Regions from separate parts of the Homo sapiens genome. Here region 1 is linked to region 2. A link is a loop called in an ENCODE intact Hi-C map of the cell type or tissue named here. Cell type or tissue: HepG2. All regions are shown on one strand.

Evidence for each region. A loop is a pair of places that touch in the nucleus more often than their neighbours do. Peaks named below come from ENCODE experiments on the same cell type or tissue, not always from the same donor. Only the 100,000 strongest peaks of a DNase experiment are listed, where the experiment ranks them.
Region 1: a loop joins it to region 2, with 11 times the contacts of the local background. A loop is called at or near these places in 1 of 110 quality-filtered maps.

The regions. Positions count from the first base shown.
Region 1 is chr2:239,178,887-239,186,886 of GRCh38, forward strand. The region is part of intron 4 of HDAC4 (histone deacetylase 4); the gene reads right to left. Among named protein-coding and RNA genes, the nearest start is that of HDAC4-AS2, 11 kb to the right of the region's middle. In HepG2, no CTCF peak of the experiment used is centred here; a DNase peak (open chromatin) is centred at 3,345.
Region 2 is chr2:239,295,536-239,303,535 of GRCh38, forward strand. The region is part of intron 2 of HDAC4 (histone deacetylase 4); the gene reads right to left. Among named protein-coding and RNA genes, the nearest start is that of MIR4269, 5.9 kb to the right of the region's middle. RefSeq lists enhancers at 1-608, 609-1,224, 7,604-7,693. In HepG2, no CTCF peak of the experiment used is centred here; DNase peaks (open chromatin) are centred at 706, 826, 1,256, 4,116 and 1 weaker place; H3K4me3 peaks cover 3,666 bases.

The sequences.
Region 1 (8,000 bases), 120 kb before region 2:
GGCCAGGGAAAGGATGAGCAAAGCATAGAGTGGGGTGTGTGTGCGAGGCAGCCACCGGATGCCCGAGGCATAGAGTGGGGAGTGCGTGCGAGGCAGCCACCAGACGCCCGAGGCATAGAGTGGGGTGTGTGTGCGAGGCAGCCACCGGACGCCTGAGGCATAGAGTGGGGTGTGCGTGCGAGGCAGCCACCGGACGCCCGAGGCATAGAGTGGGGAGTGCGTGCGAGGCAGCCACCGGACGCCTGAGGCATAGAGTGGGGTGTGCGTGCGAGGCAGCCACTGGATGCCTGTGCTCCATGAGTGGCTGCGCTGGCACAGCAGGACTGGCGCCCATGGGATGCCACCCACGTCACACTGTCGTCCCTGTGTATTCTTCAATCCCTCTACGACAGGGGTCCCCACCTCCGGCCGTGGACGGGTAGCAGCAGTCCCTGGCCTGTTAGGAAATGGGCCACAAAGCAGGAGGTAAGTGGCAGGCTAGGGAGCATTCCCGCCAGAGCTCAAGCTCCTGCTGGATCAGTGGTGGCATTAGATTCTCACAGGAGTGTGATCCTGTTGTGAACTGTGCGTGTGGGGGATTTAGGATGCATGGTCCTTATGAGAATCTAACGCCTGATGATCTGAGGTGGTGGAAGTTTCATCCCGAAACCATTCTCCTGCGTCCCCCACCCCTGTCCACAGAAAAAACCATCTTCCACGAAACCGGTCCCTGGTGCCAAAAAGGTCGGGACCGATTGCCGCTCTACAACAAATGCGCATCACTTCAGAGCAAGAGGTGATAACAAAGGAAAATGAAAAGTGGCTGAGGGGTAGGAAAGCAGATGAAAAGGATTACATCGGACGGGCAGAGGCAACCCCGACAGAGTAGGGCCAGCAGGGATGGGGGGCTGGGTCCCTGAGGTGCCACAGCCTGAGAGCCCACGCGGCGTGCTCAGGGTGGGAGGCGGCACAAGCCTTCTGCTACAGGGCTCGCTGCTCCAAGACAACAGGGCTGCCCGCACGGAGGAACCTGCACATCAACGTGCTTGTGCACCCAAGTGTGCGTTCTGAATGTGAGTGAGCGCGTGGGATTGAGCATGTGTGCTCCAGGTAACTGTGAGCGTGCAAGGGCGCTGCCCTTCTCTGTGGGCGCCAACCTTCAGCGGCGTTGGCAAGGTGACGGGGGCAGGCGGTGTGTGTCCGGGAACATCTCCTGCATCTTGCTGGGTCCTTCTTCACATGAGAGGCCCGAGCCGACTGGCAAGCTTCACACCCTTGCTGCCCCTGCACAGCCAGCTTCCAGGTGGCCACCACACCCTCTCCTGCGAGAGCCTGGAGGTCCAGCTCAGCCCCCGGGCACCCAGCACACACACCTTTCCAACCCCTAGGCTTCTGGGAAGATCCAGCCTGCAAAAACAGCCTGGCCCAAGCCCTTTCATGGTCACAGGCGGTGCAGGGGATGAGGAATGGCCTCACCAGGGCATCAATCCCGTTCCTGGACCTCGCTTCCCACTGCTGAGGACTCAGCCGGTTTCCACGACCACCCAGAACCACTTGTAAATAGGGAAGAAAGGATTTCAGCTTGCTCACAGCCTCTTCCTACTCAAGATGAGACATGCCAGTCACCCCGCATGTCTGTGACCTGTGTGAAATTTGAATCACATTGTGTCCACGATGTTAAACGTAACATCAACTGTGTAATTTTGTAAGGTAAAACTCCTCATTCTTCCATTCTGTAAGTAAAGCCCCCAGCCCAGACAAGGGACAGAGACAGGCATTGGCCAACCAAATGGCATTCGGCAACCTCAAACTGGCGCTGGCAGTGAACAAGCAAAATGAACATGATTGCCCCTCATGAGTGCCCCATGTGGATGGAAGGGTGTGCTGGGCCGCTGCCCCCCATGGCCCACCCCGAGGAAGAGTCCCCAGGCAGAAACCGCCTGCCCCATTGCAGTGACCCCAGCAGATAGCTCTGGACTGAGGCTGCCCCAGCCTCCAGGACGGAGACCACAGCGCTGGTCTTTCCCGGCCCACCTGGGCTGGGTCATTGCAGCCTGCAGCCCACAGCCAGCCTCCCCGTCCACTGTCCCATGGCAGCGGAAGTGGCCTGGATGGCAGAGCCCCACAGGAATCGCTTGGAGTCCAGGGCAGTGGGACCTCGGGCTCTAGGCAGGTCTGCCCAGTCACACCTGTGGTCACACACAGCAAGGATTTACAGCAGCAGAGAGAGCAGATCAGCATCCAGACATTGGGGACAGGACCTGCCGGCTCTCCTCACAGATGAAAAGCCCTGTCCACAAACACGCCCACCCACCTACAGCCCTCACAAGGGGGGTGGGACTCAATTCCAGCCAGGAGCACGGGGATAGAAGAGCTGCAGAGGTGGCAGGAGGTAGGCCCACACCCAAGGAAGGAGGGAGGAGAGGAGGGGCTGAGGCAAGACCCTACCCAGGCAGGTGCAATGCAGGCTTGCCTTCCAGCAGGGGTGCTGCTCCTGGCAGATGTGTGGGCACAGGCAAGGCAGGAGGCCTGGGTGGGCCGAGGGAGAGGGGGCACCCACCACGCCCGGCAGCAGCGTGTGCGCAGGAGGGGCAGGGAGGGCCGTCAGGGCTAGCTGCACACACCAAGCATCTCACCTGTATCTTTCCCATGGCAAAAACTTAATTCCGAACAACCAACTTAAATGAACTTCTTGGGGATGGTGGGATAAACATAAGCAAGCTCTTGCCGTGTCCTTCATCAGGGCAGCGCTGGCCTCCGAAGACTCACAGGCGGCCCATAGCACGCTGGCTGGAGGGCAGTGCCCAGGCCAGGCTGCCTGGCTGATAAAACCTGCTCCACCCACCTGCTTGCTGCCAGCGCACTTGCACCTAAATATTTAACCTCTCCGTGCTGGGTTAAATGTGGCACCTGCCCCCAAGGGTTCCTGTGAGGACTGGAAGAGGTGGCATGGGGAGAACACTCAGAAGAGCTGGTCTGGGCTTGCCTCCGTGCGGCCTGATTGTCATCAAACCGTCACTTTTGAAAGATGTCGCCTAGAGACGCCGACTTCCTGCAGACACTAAATATCCTAAGGTAAAATCAGGCCCCCTCAAGGCTAGGGAGATACTACCTGGAGCACACCTTCCTAACGCGGTGTTCCTTGCCGCCACATGCAAGCAAAGTCCCTCTACCAGGACAAACATCTGGGCATGTACAGATTCAGGACTCTGCCCTGGGGACCCGGAGCTGTGTACACAGGGAAAGGTGCCCCGAGAGCATCCCTGGGCCACACTGTCTGCAGATTGGGAATGCCACCAGCAGGTTAACCTATAAACATACAACCCACAGGGCTTCGGGGTGCTTCTCAGCTCAGAAAACAAACACAGTCCTTTGTTGAACTGATCTCCTCGTCATGGCGAGCCCCTCCCCTCTGGCTGTCACCTGCACAGGGCCCCTTGGCTCCCTCCCTCCCGCTGCTCAGAGCTCACTCAGGGCGGAAACGCAGAGCGGACAGATGCAGCCTAATGCAGTCTCACAGTATCTACTTGTCAGCCAGAACCCAGAGGGAAAGTGAGCTCTTTCCACCATCATTTCAAAAAGAATGAAAGCAACAACCATGGCTGCTGGGGATTAAAATTCACAGGAAGGCAAAACTCCCAGAAACATGACTGTGGTGGAGTTTTAATGAAACCAGCAGTCACAAACAGTGACTGATTCCCTACCTGCCCCCGGCAACGCTGTGTGATCTCGGCTTCGCTACTTGTAGGGAGGCATTCCACCTTATTAGATTTATAACAGATTATCTGTAGAGCAAAGCCTGCAAAGTGAAAGCCATCAGGACAAACTGGATTTCAACACTCCCTGTTCATAGCACAAGCTGAGACGTCAGGCCTGTTTCTTGATCTTCAAAGAAGACACAGGGACCCTCTGCCCTCGGCATGCTCGGAAAATGCTGGAACCACAAGGGAAGATGGCCATTTCACTCTTCTTCACTCCTGCCCCACATCCTAGCATCGTGAATAGGTACTTATTCTCCATGGGAACCCTCAGTTGGCTTCTGGAGGGCAGGTGCGTCACTGGAATACCAAATTCAGGCTTCGAAAAACAGGACTTTGAGATGCGCTTATTTTTAAGTTAGCTAAAATTGTCTGCAACTAGTCCCTCGCTAACTTTACACGTCAGACTACTCCATGGGGCAAGGGCTGTTGGGAAGCAATTTTTTGCAGACTGAAACTATAATGAGCAATTTAAAATAAGATGACTACGACCTCATTCTTCTAAGAAAAGCAAAAACAAAACCAATCATAGCTGATCCTATTACTCTAACCAGACTTTAAGTTTACGTTAAGCGTACACTGAACTCTGAACCAAATATAGGAGCCCCAGAATTTAGCTGCTTTGACTCTGACTTCAGAATTTAATATACAAATATTCAAGTGGTAACCCAAAAAGATTTTCACTTTTAAAACGAAACTCTTGACTTTCTTGTGTCTCTTTTTCAACTTGCCAGGGGAACAGCCCCAGAGTGGGCAGATGCCGCGCCCGCATAAAGCGGCAGGGGCCAGGAGGAAAGGGCGGCAGAATGGACGCCACGGACGGTAAGCTGCCGCCCATGGATGGGAACACCAGGTGCAGACCAGCTGGGGTAGGGCCACGGCATCCATGGCTCTCCAGGTGTGTGCCCACGTGCCCTATGTGTCACCTGGCCCCACTGCCCACTGCCACGTGCATGTGCCTCTGCCTAGCTTGGGAGGCAGCTCATGCTAAGCAAAGGTGTGCACGAGGTCTTCCCGTCTATTCTTAACCTTCACCCAGAGGCACCACAGAGGGACTCTGCTCCAAACCAAGAGTGTGCTCCTGCCCCCTGCCTCCCCACCGCACCCCTGTCCTGGCGCAGAGCCCTGGATCAGGCATTCGGCACAGCTCAGGTGAGCTCTAATGCTCACTGACAGCTGCCTCAGGTGACCAGAAAGCTGGGCCTGGGCAACATCTCTTCACCTTCCTCGGCCAGGTATTAAAGAGAATAAGGATCATGACCCACGCTCCCAGTGCCAGAAAACTAGGTTCCTTTCCGTGTTAGTTCCTCCCTGAAAGGAAGAGTCACACTATCAACTAAACAGCTCTGAAAACTCTCTCCTATCCACTGTGCTCTCCATAGCACAAGTCACATGGACACACACACACACACAAGCACACGAAAAAGAGGCCAGCCTTGCTAGTGTAAAAAAAAAAAAAAAAAAAAAAAAAAAGACATGCCACTAAAACAGTGTGTAAATGATTTTTACTCTTCATGCATTCGACTGGGAATAGGCTGAAGTTAGGGAAGAAAAGGCACGCCTTACACCAGTGCAGGGAGAGAGGGTAAGCCTTGCAGGAGGGCGATGTGCAACCTACATACAAAAGGTGCCCTGTACCTGCCCTGGAGGCTGTGCCCTATGGGGGGGTCCCTAAGTGTCTGTCCTGGAGGATGTGTCCTATGGTGGTGGGGGGGTCCCTCAGTGTCTGTCTTGGAGGCTGTGCCCTATGAGGGGGGGTCCCCCAGTGTCTGTCCTGGAGGCTGTGCCCTATGGGGGGGTCCCTCAGTGTCTGTCCTGGAGGCTGTGCCCTATGAGGGGGGGTCCCTCAGTGTCTGTCCTGGAGGCTGTGCCCTATGGGGGGGGGTCCCCCAGTGTCTGTCCTGGAGGCTGTGCCCTATGGGGTGGTCCCTCAGTGTCTGTCCTGGAGGCTGTGCCCTATCGGGGGGGGTCCCTCAGTGTCTGTCCTGGAGGCTGTGCCCTATGATGGGGGGTCCCTCAGTGTCTGTCCTGGAGGTTGTACCCTATGGGGGAGGTCCCTCAGTGTCTGTCCCGGAGGATGTGTCCTATGGGGGGGTCCCTCAGTGTCTGTCCTGGAGACTGTGTCCTATGGTGGGGGGTCCCTCAGTGTCTGCCCTGGAGGATGTGTCCTATGGGGGGGTCCCTCAGTGTCTGTCCTGGAGACTGTGTCCTATGGTGGGGGGTCCCTCAGTGTCTGCCCTGGAGGATGTATCCTATGGGGGGGTCCCTCAGTGTCTGTCCTGGAGACTGTGTCCTATGGTGGGGGGTCCCTCAGTGTCTGCCCTGGAGGATGTGTCCTATGGGGGGGGTCCCTTGGTGTCTATCATGGAGGGCTATCCCTCAGTGTCTGCCCTGGAGGGCTGTGCCCTATGGGGGGGGTCCCTCAGTGCCTGCCCTGGAGGCTGTGCCCTATGGGTGGGTCCCTCGGTGACTACCCTGGAGGCTGTGCCCTATGGGTGGGTCCCTCGGTGACTACCCTGGAGGCTGTGCCCTATGGGAGGAGTGCCCAGTGTCTTCTGGGGAGAGGTGCACCCCATGGGGTGCCTGTATCCCCCATGGGGGTTGCCCTGTATCTCCTGGGAAGAGTTGTGCCCTATAGGGGTGCCTCGGTGTCTTCTGGGGAGAGGAATGCCCTAAAGGGGGTGCCCTGTATCTCCTGGGGAGAGGTCTGCCCTATGAAGGGTGCCCCGTGTCTCGTGGGGAGACATGTGCCCTGCAGGGGGTGCCCCACGCCTCCTGGGGAGAGGTGTACCCTAACTGCTGGGGAAAGGTGTGCCCTGTGGGGGTGTCCCGTGCCTCCTGGGGAGAGATGCACCCTGCAGGGGGTGCCCCGTGTTTCCTAGGGAGAGGTGCACAGTGTGGGGGGTGCCCTGTGCCTCCTGGGGAGAGATGCACCCTGAGGTGGGTGCCGGGGCCCAGTCTTGTGCTTGGGGTCTCCCACATGCCCCTGCTCCATCACTCACCAGCCTGGAGCATGCTCTAGCCATGGCTTCGTGGCCTGTCCTTGGACCCTCTCTGGGTATCCATGTTTGTGTCCTGCCTCTCCATATTCTTCTGGGAGGCATTGATCAGAAATGCAAGAGAGAGGCCGGGCGCAGTGGCTCACGCCTGTAAACCTGACACTTTGGGAGGCTGATACAGGCAGATCACTTAAGGCCAGGAGTTCGAGCCTAGCCTGGCCAACATGGGAAAAACCCATCTCTACCAAAAATACAAAAATTAGCAGCAGGGTGTGGTGGTGCATGCTGGTAATCCCAGCCACTCAGGTGGCTGAGGCATGAGCATCGCTTGAACCTGGGAGGCGAAGATTGAAGTGAACTGAGATGGCACCAATGCACTCCAGCCTGTGCAACAGTTGAGCGAGACTGCCTCAAAAAACAAACAAACAAAAACACAGAAGTGCAAGAGAGAACTTCCACGCTTACCTGGGATCCGCTTCTTGGTGGAAAAGCACCATCCGAGAAGGAGAGGCAAGGCTGTGTCTAAACCACCACAAACAGCCAGGAAACCGGAAAGTCCAAGGGGACCACGAGCATTAAAATTCTCCTAAAAGATCCTATTTACCCAACATTAATAATTTAAGTTATATTTTAAAAATGACTCCCTTTTCAATTATAAAACTCTATTCAAATTCACTGATGATTTAATGACACTAATTAGATTTTGTGTTCAAGAAATCTGTCTGACAAACACTATTGCCAAATGTCACTAACAAACAATATGATGGCTTATAAAGAGAGTTTAAATCATCCAAACAAAAGCCTCCTAATGTAATGAAACCACTATGTAGTTCAAATGGCTTTTATAATCTCTATTTTAATGAAGAAATAAATGATTAAAATGCAAAGAGAAAGGCAACCTTGAACTTCTTTCTGTGCTTTTGAGACCCTGGCCCAGAGACTGGCTCCAGAGCCATGGTTCTAAGGTCTCTGGCCATCTCTCAGAGGGTGATGGGGTGGGCTTTCCCAGGGACCCCTCCAGGAATGAGGAGCATGGCCTGAAGGCCTGGCCTGTAGGAGCGACGTGAGGACTGGGGTCGGGGTGCTCTCTTCCAAGCAGTGAAGCCAGCTCCTGGGGCACCAGAAGAGGAGAGGCAGAGGGGTTCTGGAGGTGAGACCTGGCCTCACCCTGAGATGGCAGCACTGACCCCAACTCAAGTGTCTTCTTTATGTCTTCTGGCCTCCTAGGACTACCTTGAGGAGCCCCAGTCAAACACACGGGGCT
Region 2 (8,000 bases):
TTCCCAGAGCAAACAGGTCCTCCCTTATCATTAGAAAGGAGAACAATGCACCCTGGTTTGTTAAAGGAGAAAGCTCTTGGCATTCTCACTTTGTAATTTGCTGTTTCCTTTCAAGCTCAGCCTCTGGGAGGCTTTTCATTCTGTTTTGTGTCTCGTTTACCATTCCCGTTCAGTTTCATTTTATTTCTTAAATGGACATCCTCACCAAAACCACCACCACCAACAAAATCACTACCAATGACTTTTGCACAAACAGACCAAAGAAGTGGGCCACCTGTGTGAGTTCTAGGGCAGCTGTCTCTCCAAACCACATCACAAGTGCCCCCAGAGCCCTTCATTGTCTTTCTCAGCCTCTTCACTGCTCTGTCACCAACTCACACTTCATTTGCAACAGCTTCTTACAGGGTGCTGAAGGAAGAGCCAGTAATTAGAGCTACCAGGCAATGGGCGCATCTACAGAGGGACTCTTCATCTTCACAGAAGCAGCAGAGAGCTGAGGATGCTATCACGCCCATTTTACATGAGGACACTGAGGCACAAAGAGGCTCAGGGATGGTCCAAAGTTAATCCAGCAAGAAAAGGGGAGCACCAAACTGGAGCCTGCACAGGCTGACCTGGAGCCGTGTCCTTGAGCACTCTGCTTGTTCAATCAGAAAGCCACCACTCTCAAAGCACACACACACACGCACATATGCAGGTATGCACACATGCACGCACACAGAGGATGTGCTTAGCTGTATGTGTGCCCTGGGCGTGGACACCAGCACTCTGCCCAGAAGGAGGCCAATACCCGCCTGGACCAGGGTCTCTGCAGACAGTGGCACAGGGCGGTCATGGCCAGTCCTGCAGCGCCCTGGCCCAGCTGGTTTTCTGGTTTTTCCCCATTTCACTGGCTACAATGGCTCCTTTTTCAGATGCAGGCAGCCAGCTGAGTGCTGACACTCTAATTCTAAAGGTCACCCCGTGACATTTCCTGCAGCCTCAACTACCTTCCAAGGCCTCAGCAGATCAGGGTCACAATGCTGGCCGGCATTTAAGAGAAACTGCGCTGTTTTCTTTTTTAGGACTTCGCATTTATCTAATCATTTCTGGATCTTTTTCCTTGAAAATAAGTCACTAAATAACAAACCGAGGCAGCACTGCTTAAATGTGTCCCCAGACAGGGATGAAATGGGGTGCCTGTCCACTGTCGGGCCCCGGAGCTGTGCTTCAGTCAGGTCAAGGGAGCATGGGAACCAGGACTTTCACCTCCGCCCGGGAGATTCTTCGGGGCAGATATATTTAGAAAGCGTGGATTAATGATTAATGATTAAACTCACTCACCAGGTCTGTCAAAAGTGGACAGTCCTGGAGCCATTTGCCCTAATTTCCCTCAACATTCAATATTTGATTGTCCCCGCCAAAGAAGTGATCAGCTCTCCAGATGGCTCCAAAAGATGTTCGTGGGGCTGCAGGGAACAAATAAAACTCCCATTTCTGTTTGTTTTCATGTAAAAAAAAAAAAAAAAAAAAAGGAATTAAGTCTTATGCTGCTTCCTACAAGGGCTGGCCTATGCATCCTTGGGTCAGGGGCACGGGTGGCTCCCCAGAAGCCTCTGGACCCCATGTGCTGCTCTTTGTAAGCTCTGACAGAAGTGGAGACTGAAGACAAGGCAATCACAAAGGTGCCTGAGCCCCCAACCTTCCCACGAGCAGCCAGCGCTCACCCAAACCTTGGCCGCAGGATGAGGCAGGCCCACAGCTCTGTCAGACAGCAACCCAGGGTCTCTGAAGTGGACTTCGCTCCAGAAAGGGTCCCATGCTGTCCCAGAGAGCAGCGATCCGTGCCACCAACCTGTGGGCAAGCCACAAAGGTCCCCGCTAGAAGATGGGACCCAGAGCTTTGCATTGCCATTTAACTCAGACACTGGTGTGACAGCATAGGGTTGAGACGGGGTTGCAGAGGTCAAGTCCAGACTCTGCGGCTCCCTGGCTGCCCGGCTATGAGCTACTGTGGAGCGGTGCTGTGCTGCGGTTTCCTTAACGGAGGGAATCCAAAGCAGGACATGAGAACGCCTGTGCATCACCTGTGGTCACTGCTGGCTAATGAGGCCTGGGGATGCCAGGCCCCAATGGTAGCGCCCATCACAGTGCCAAGGACTTGCCTCGGGATTGCACCACGCTGTCACCATGAGCCCCATCCCCTCAGCACCCTCTGGGCTCAGCCCCACCTGACACAGGGCTGTGCCACAACGAAGGCCACAAATGCAAAAAGAAAATCTTAGAAAGACTATGTTTATCACTTTAGAACTTTTGAGAAAATTGAGACCTTGAAAGTGAAAGTGAACTTTCAAAACAGAAAGGTAAATAGTGTTCTTAGAATTCAAGCGGCAACATGTGCCTCTTCCACAGGGCCCCCAAGTCAAATCATTATTCCCGGTGCCGCGGCTGCTAAGTGCCTCTGTCCCTACATGGCCACCACTACTGATGCTGAGATGAGAAGACACCAAAAAAAGGCAGGAATTAGCACAATATTGAAGAGATACCTGTGTGTCATGGGTCTTTAGGGTTGCTAAAATATTTCACAGGATAAAAAAAATTAATGGACTAAAACATAAACAAGAAATTCCAAACCAAATAATTCTCCTCACCAAACATTTGCTGACAGCAAGCTCAGGGAACAGCAGAGGCCCGTCTCGGTATTCCGGAAGCAGCCAGACCTAAGATCAAATCCAGGCTTGACGACAGACTGGGCTGGTGCCCTGGACAAGCGGTGGCTTCCAGAAGCTGGGGGAGCCCCTGGGCATCACGTGGAGATGAGAGAAGATGCTTCCAGAACCTGACACACAGTAGGGATCCGGAATCGCCAGAGCTCTTGCACCTCAGAGGGAAACAGGGTATCCTGAAGTTCAAGTGCATGCACACCGTGGATACTCTAGGGTCCCAGCAACCCCAGCTATTACAATCACACTGTCACTGGGTGAACGCTGTGCACTCTACAGGGGCCTCCTCATTTAGTCATCATAGCCACTGGGGATGCAGGTGCCCCTGCAGCCTCATTCCACCCACATCCGGTGCACAGCACACACAGGATCAGCAGTGATAGGAACAGCCTGCCACTCTTTACAGAGCCGTGAGACTGTGGCTAAATCATTTATCCAGCACCCAACAACGTGGAAATCATGACACTCCACCTACAGGGGCTAGGCTAGAAAGGCATTTAATCAAACATTTTAGAATGATTTTCATTTAATTATCTCTCGGAGACTTAACTGTGTCATATGATGAACAACATTATTTCCTCCTAAATGTACTGAATCCGGAAGCAACCCTTCATGGCCATAGCCTATTTTTTTTTTTTTTTTTTTTTTTTTGAGATGCAGTCACTCTGTCGCCCAGGCTGGAGTGCGGTGGCGCCATCTCGGCTCACTGCAAGCTCCGCCTCCCGGGTTCATGCCATTCTCCTGCCTCAGCCTCCCGAGTAGCTGGGACTACAGGTGCCCGCCACCACGCCCAGCTAATTTTTTGTATTTTTAGTAGAGACGGGGTTTCATGTTAGCCAGGATGGTCTCGATCTCCTGACCTCGTGATCCGCCTGCCTTGGCCTCCCAAAGTGCTGGGATTACAGGCATAAGCTATTGCACCCGGCCTGTCATAGCCTACCTTATTCCAAATATCCAAAACCTGGAACTGGGGGCAGCCTGCCACCATGAATATCCTCTCAATGTCAACACATCCACTGCCAACATCAGAGTGAAAATGCCTCATGATTGGTCCATCCTGTACAATAGGTTTATTTGTTTTGTTTCAAATGCCAAGTAGAGATATTTAAGTACAGGGACAGAGCGTGGTGCAATGATCAGGACGGAGGTGCCTAACAATCCCAATAAAATGCTGACATGGGCTAATCTCAAGCAGATATTCTGATCCCCTCGCACAACCACGGCACTGGGGTGCCGAAACCAGAAGAGACATGCACACGAGGCAGGGCGAGTGGTGTTTATTACAGCTGTACAACTGTACAACGGGAGGGCAGCGACACGTGCTTATTTGTATTAATGTTTAACAGACTAAGGGCCAACATTTGCTTACTGGCTAAGTGATTTTCAATAGGATGCACTGAAACAAAAGCCAATTCCTTGAGTGAGAAGCGTCATGGGTAGAATCACGGAGCAAGGTCCTGCCCACCTGCACTGGTGGCCTCCCAGCAGCTCTCATAGACCCTGGACCCAGCACAGTCCAGCTGGGGCCCAGGGACTGGCACAGCTGTTCCGCTCTGCTCCCGGCATGTCACAGGGGAGGCACACACCAGACGAACCAAACCAGCAACAGAGCGGAGAGCCTGCAGGGACGCAGCTGGGGACTAAGCAGATGGGAGACCGGCAGTCCTGGGGCTCGGGAGACAGGGGAGACAGAGAAGGAAGAGGGGTCCCATCAGAGGACTCCCTGCAGTGCTCCATGAATTTCTCCCGAATTCCATCCGTAAGTGCCTTTCAATCCATGCCACTGAGGGCATTTCTGCTCCTTGTGACTAAGTGAACTCCTCTAGGGCGTCCCTCTCTCTAACACAGAACTTCTCTTCCAGTCTCCTCAACAACCTTGGGAAGGAGCATAAATTCAGCAACACACTGATGCTGGCCCAGGCTGTGCGCTGTGAACCTACTCCCATTCCAGTACAAGCATCCCCTCTTTTTACCCCAACTGGGAAATTCAAACAGATGAAGCCTCATCCATTCAAATCACTGATAAAGGATGATCCTCAAACTCTCAGTCTAGAGCCTTCCTGAGAGTGCGCTGTAGGTAGCTACTGGCCACATGTGGTTACTTAAATTGAAATTTAATTTAATTTAATTTGAAATCCAGTTCCTCGGCCACACCATCCATGTGTTGATGTGGCTGCTGACAAGCTCAACAGTCAGGCATGACCAGTGGCTGCCCCGATGGGCATTGCTGCTATGGACCATTTCCGCCATCGCAGAAAGTCCTGGAGTGGAGGACCAAGGAGGCCTCTTCTTTATAAAGCCCTCTTTGTATCCCAGTGTCTTTTCCTCTTTTTCCAAATGAGCAGGAAAAAAAAAAAATTCCCAACTGAACTTGACTCTGCTCCACCCATGTGGATGAAGCCAGGCTGAGCTTCCCTGCAGAACAGGAATGAAGACACAGAAGTGGAAATAGCACACCTTTGTTTCCCGGAGAACCCCAGGAGCTGTAAAAACACCCGAACTCCCCTCTCCGGTTCTTACAGAATTTTTCCGACTGCTCTTTCCTTCTTTATCCTCTTCCATAATTGCACGCTGCGTGATGGGAGGGAGAAGTGAAAGAGAAGGGAAAGAAGCTCGTTTTCCTCATTCCGTACATCGTGTCCACGCAGTGCCAGGAAGGGCTGCAGAGAGGAACGTCTTCGGGGTCCATGTGGGACCCCTCCCTAGGGCAAGGGCCCTTAGCTCTGGGCTTCTCTTTTCCTGGGGCTGCCCGTCCAGAAGGACAAGCCCTGCCCCCTCCTCCGGGCTCCAAGAGCACTGCTCATTCCTCCTGCTGCTGCTGCTCAGCCGGGTCCCTCAGCCCCGGCGGGGAGCAAGGCCTTCCTGCAGCAACCCCTCAGGCCAAGCATAGCCAGCACCCCTCATGCCCCTCATGGAGCCAGCCGGGCACCACCCCCTTACTCAGCGGCAGAAGGCCCCTTCTGGAAGGGGGTATCTCCCTCTTCCCAGCCTCTGGTTCTAAAGTCGGTCTCCCATCCCAGCCACGACGAGGGGCGATGGTGGGGCGTATGCAGCGTGGGAACTGACCCTGCCGTGAACATTCCTCCTGCCTGCTGAGTCCTCGATCTGCTCTCAAAGTAACAGCTCCAGGGCGAGAGCAGCAGCCCACAGCCAGTGATGCCAGGCGAGGCCAGTGATGCCAGGCGAGGCTCCCACACTGGCCCACATTTCTAAATTCTGCTGGTGCTTTCTTTCTTTTTTTTTTTTTTTATTTTTCTCTCTTGAAACAGGGTCTCCCCTCTGTCACCCAGGCTGGAGTGCAGCGGTATGACATGGCTCACTGCAGCCTCGACCTCCTAGCTCGAAGGATCCTCCCACCTCAGCTTCCTGAACAGCTGGGACTACAGACGCATACCACCATGCCCAGCTAATGTTTTTAATCTTTTCTGTAGAGAGGAGGTGTTCCTATGTTGTCCAGATTGGTCTCAAACTTCTGGCCTCAAGCAATCCTCCTGCCTCAGCCTCCCAAAGTGCTGGGATTACAAGTGAGAGCCACTGTAGGCCTATTTCTTTCTTTATGAAAAAAAGTAAGAGTAAATTGTGATCAAATACTACAATGCTACTGCGGTGTGATTCCTGAATGGTAAAAACCTTACCATGCTTTGTTTCTCCATCAGATGCCTTGCTCCTCACTACTGCCAAGGAGATTACGCCTAAGACTGATGGTACAAGTCTTTTCTTTAAAACAAACAAACAAAAAAACACAACAACAACAAAAAAAACAGGCAGGGGGTGGGGGATTCAGAGTCCTTTACTGTGAGGTCAAGAATAATTCCTAGCCATGGAAAATAATCTCTAATGATGCTATAAACAGACAGCTCACCAAATCAATCAGAAAACATTCTCAGTATCATTCTCAGTCTGTCAAGAACAGAAAACCTAACTCCTGCAGGCTTTACTGTGAAATGCTTAGAACTCTGTCCTGATTGGAGAACATGGCCCCTTGTGATGGACAGGCAGGCGGCGGCCAAAGCCCAGAACCCAGCATTAGCCAAAGGAGGCATCAAGCTGAAGTCTCGGGTGAGTTCATTTCAAAGTCAAGGGCAAGGCCACCCTGGCAGCAAATTCTTCTGGCTACTCAAATTCGAATATTGCAGAACTAGCACTAGAGTTGCCAAGCTATAAAACACGAGCAGAGAGAGGAGGCCCTTCCACAGGAATCCAGATTAGCAAAACCCCTTGCTCTCTTCATCAAAACTCAGATAAGTTAGCTGAAAACCTGGGGACGGAACAGCTTCCCCCAGGAAGGAGAATCCACGTGGGGCCATGACCAAGCACTCCAAACACTGCAGCGGGCGCTGCCCCTCTTCCAGCGACACAGTGGGAGCAGCCCAGCCATCCAGTGACTTTTTGTGGACATGGCCCAGCCCCTCAACCCTCGAGCCAGGACCCAGTCCAAGAGCACAGCACCCTCCACTCTCCCTGGGCCTGAGCATGGCACCAATGTGCTTCACGCAGAGCGTTTCGTGGGCGCACCCCTGCAGGAAGAACCATCGCTGCTCAAGGCAGTCATCTAAGAACTGCTCACTCTTGAGAAGGGCAGGTCATCTTACTCCTCCCCAAAAGAGTCTCTCAAGTTAGGCTCTCACCCATAGGAGGGACTTGCTGGGCGTGCGGGGAATGGCATTGTGGTGACAGCCCCAAGCAGGGGGCCACACAGGCTCAGGCCCGGAGCACCTTGGCAGGGAGAGGAAAGGTGTGGGCACTGCCTGGGCACTCTGCATGCTGGGCTGGGCGTCACCCCTGCCACCTCGGGAGTCCTCAAACCCCCCCCGGGTGGGAGAGGTCATCACCTCCGCGTACTGAACAGAAGCCCAGCTCAGGGTTCAGGGTGGGCCCCTGGATTCAAAGTGGCAACAGAGCCTGACTCCAGCCTCAGGGCGTGAGGCACCTGGCCCTGGCCTGTTCCCATCCCACACCCGGCTGCTCAGGCCTGGGGACAGGAGGGCACAGGGACAGGCCTGGAGGACAAGGTCCCTGGAATCCCCGACAGCTTGACAATGTGAAATAAGTTTCGCTTCCTTTTTATCTACGCTCCCGGATTGACTTGTCCTCCTCTGATGCCTGGTTCCTCTGCCATCAAGACCCGCCGTCTGGTGTGAAGGGAAACGTCCCTCACCCTTCTGCAGTCGCCACCGAGCACTCGTGGTGTGGCCCACAGGGCATCCTGCGAGAGCGTCACAAGCACCCCACGAACAAGACACGGCAGCGTGCTTCCTCGATCTCCCCGCTCCTTTCTCGGGACAGCCTGTGGCTTGT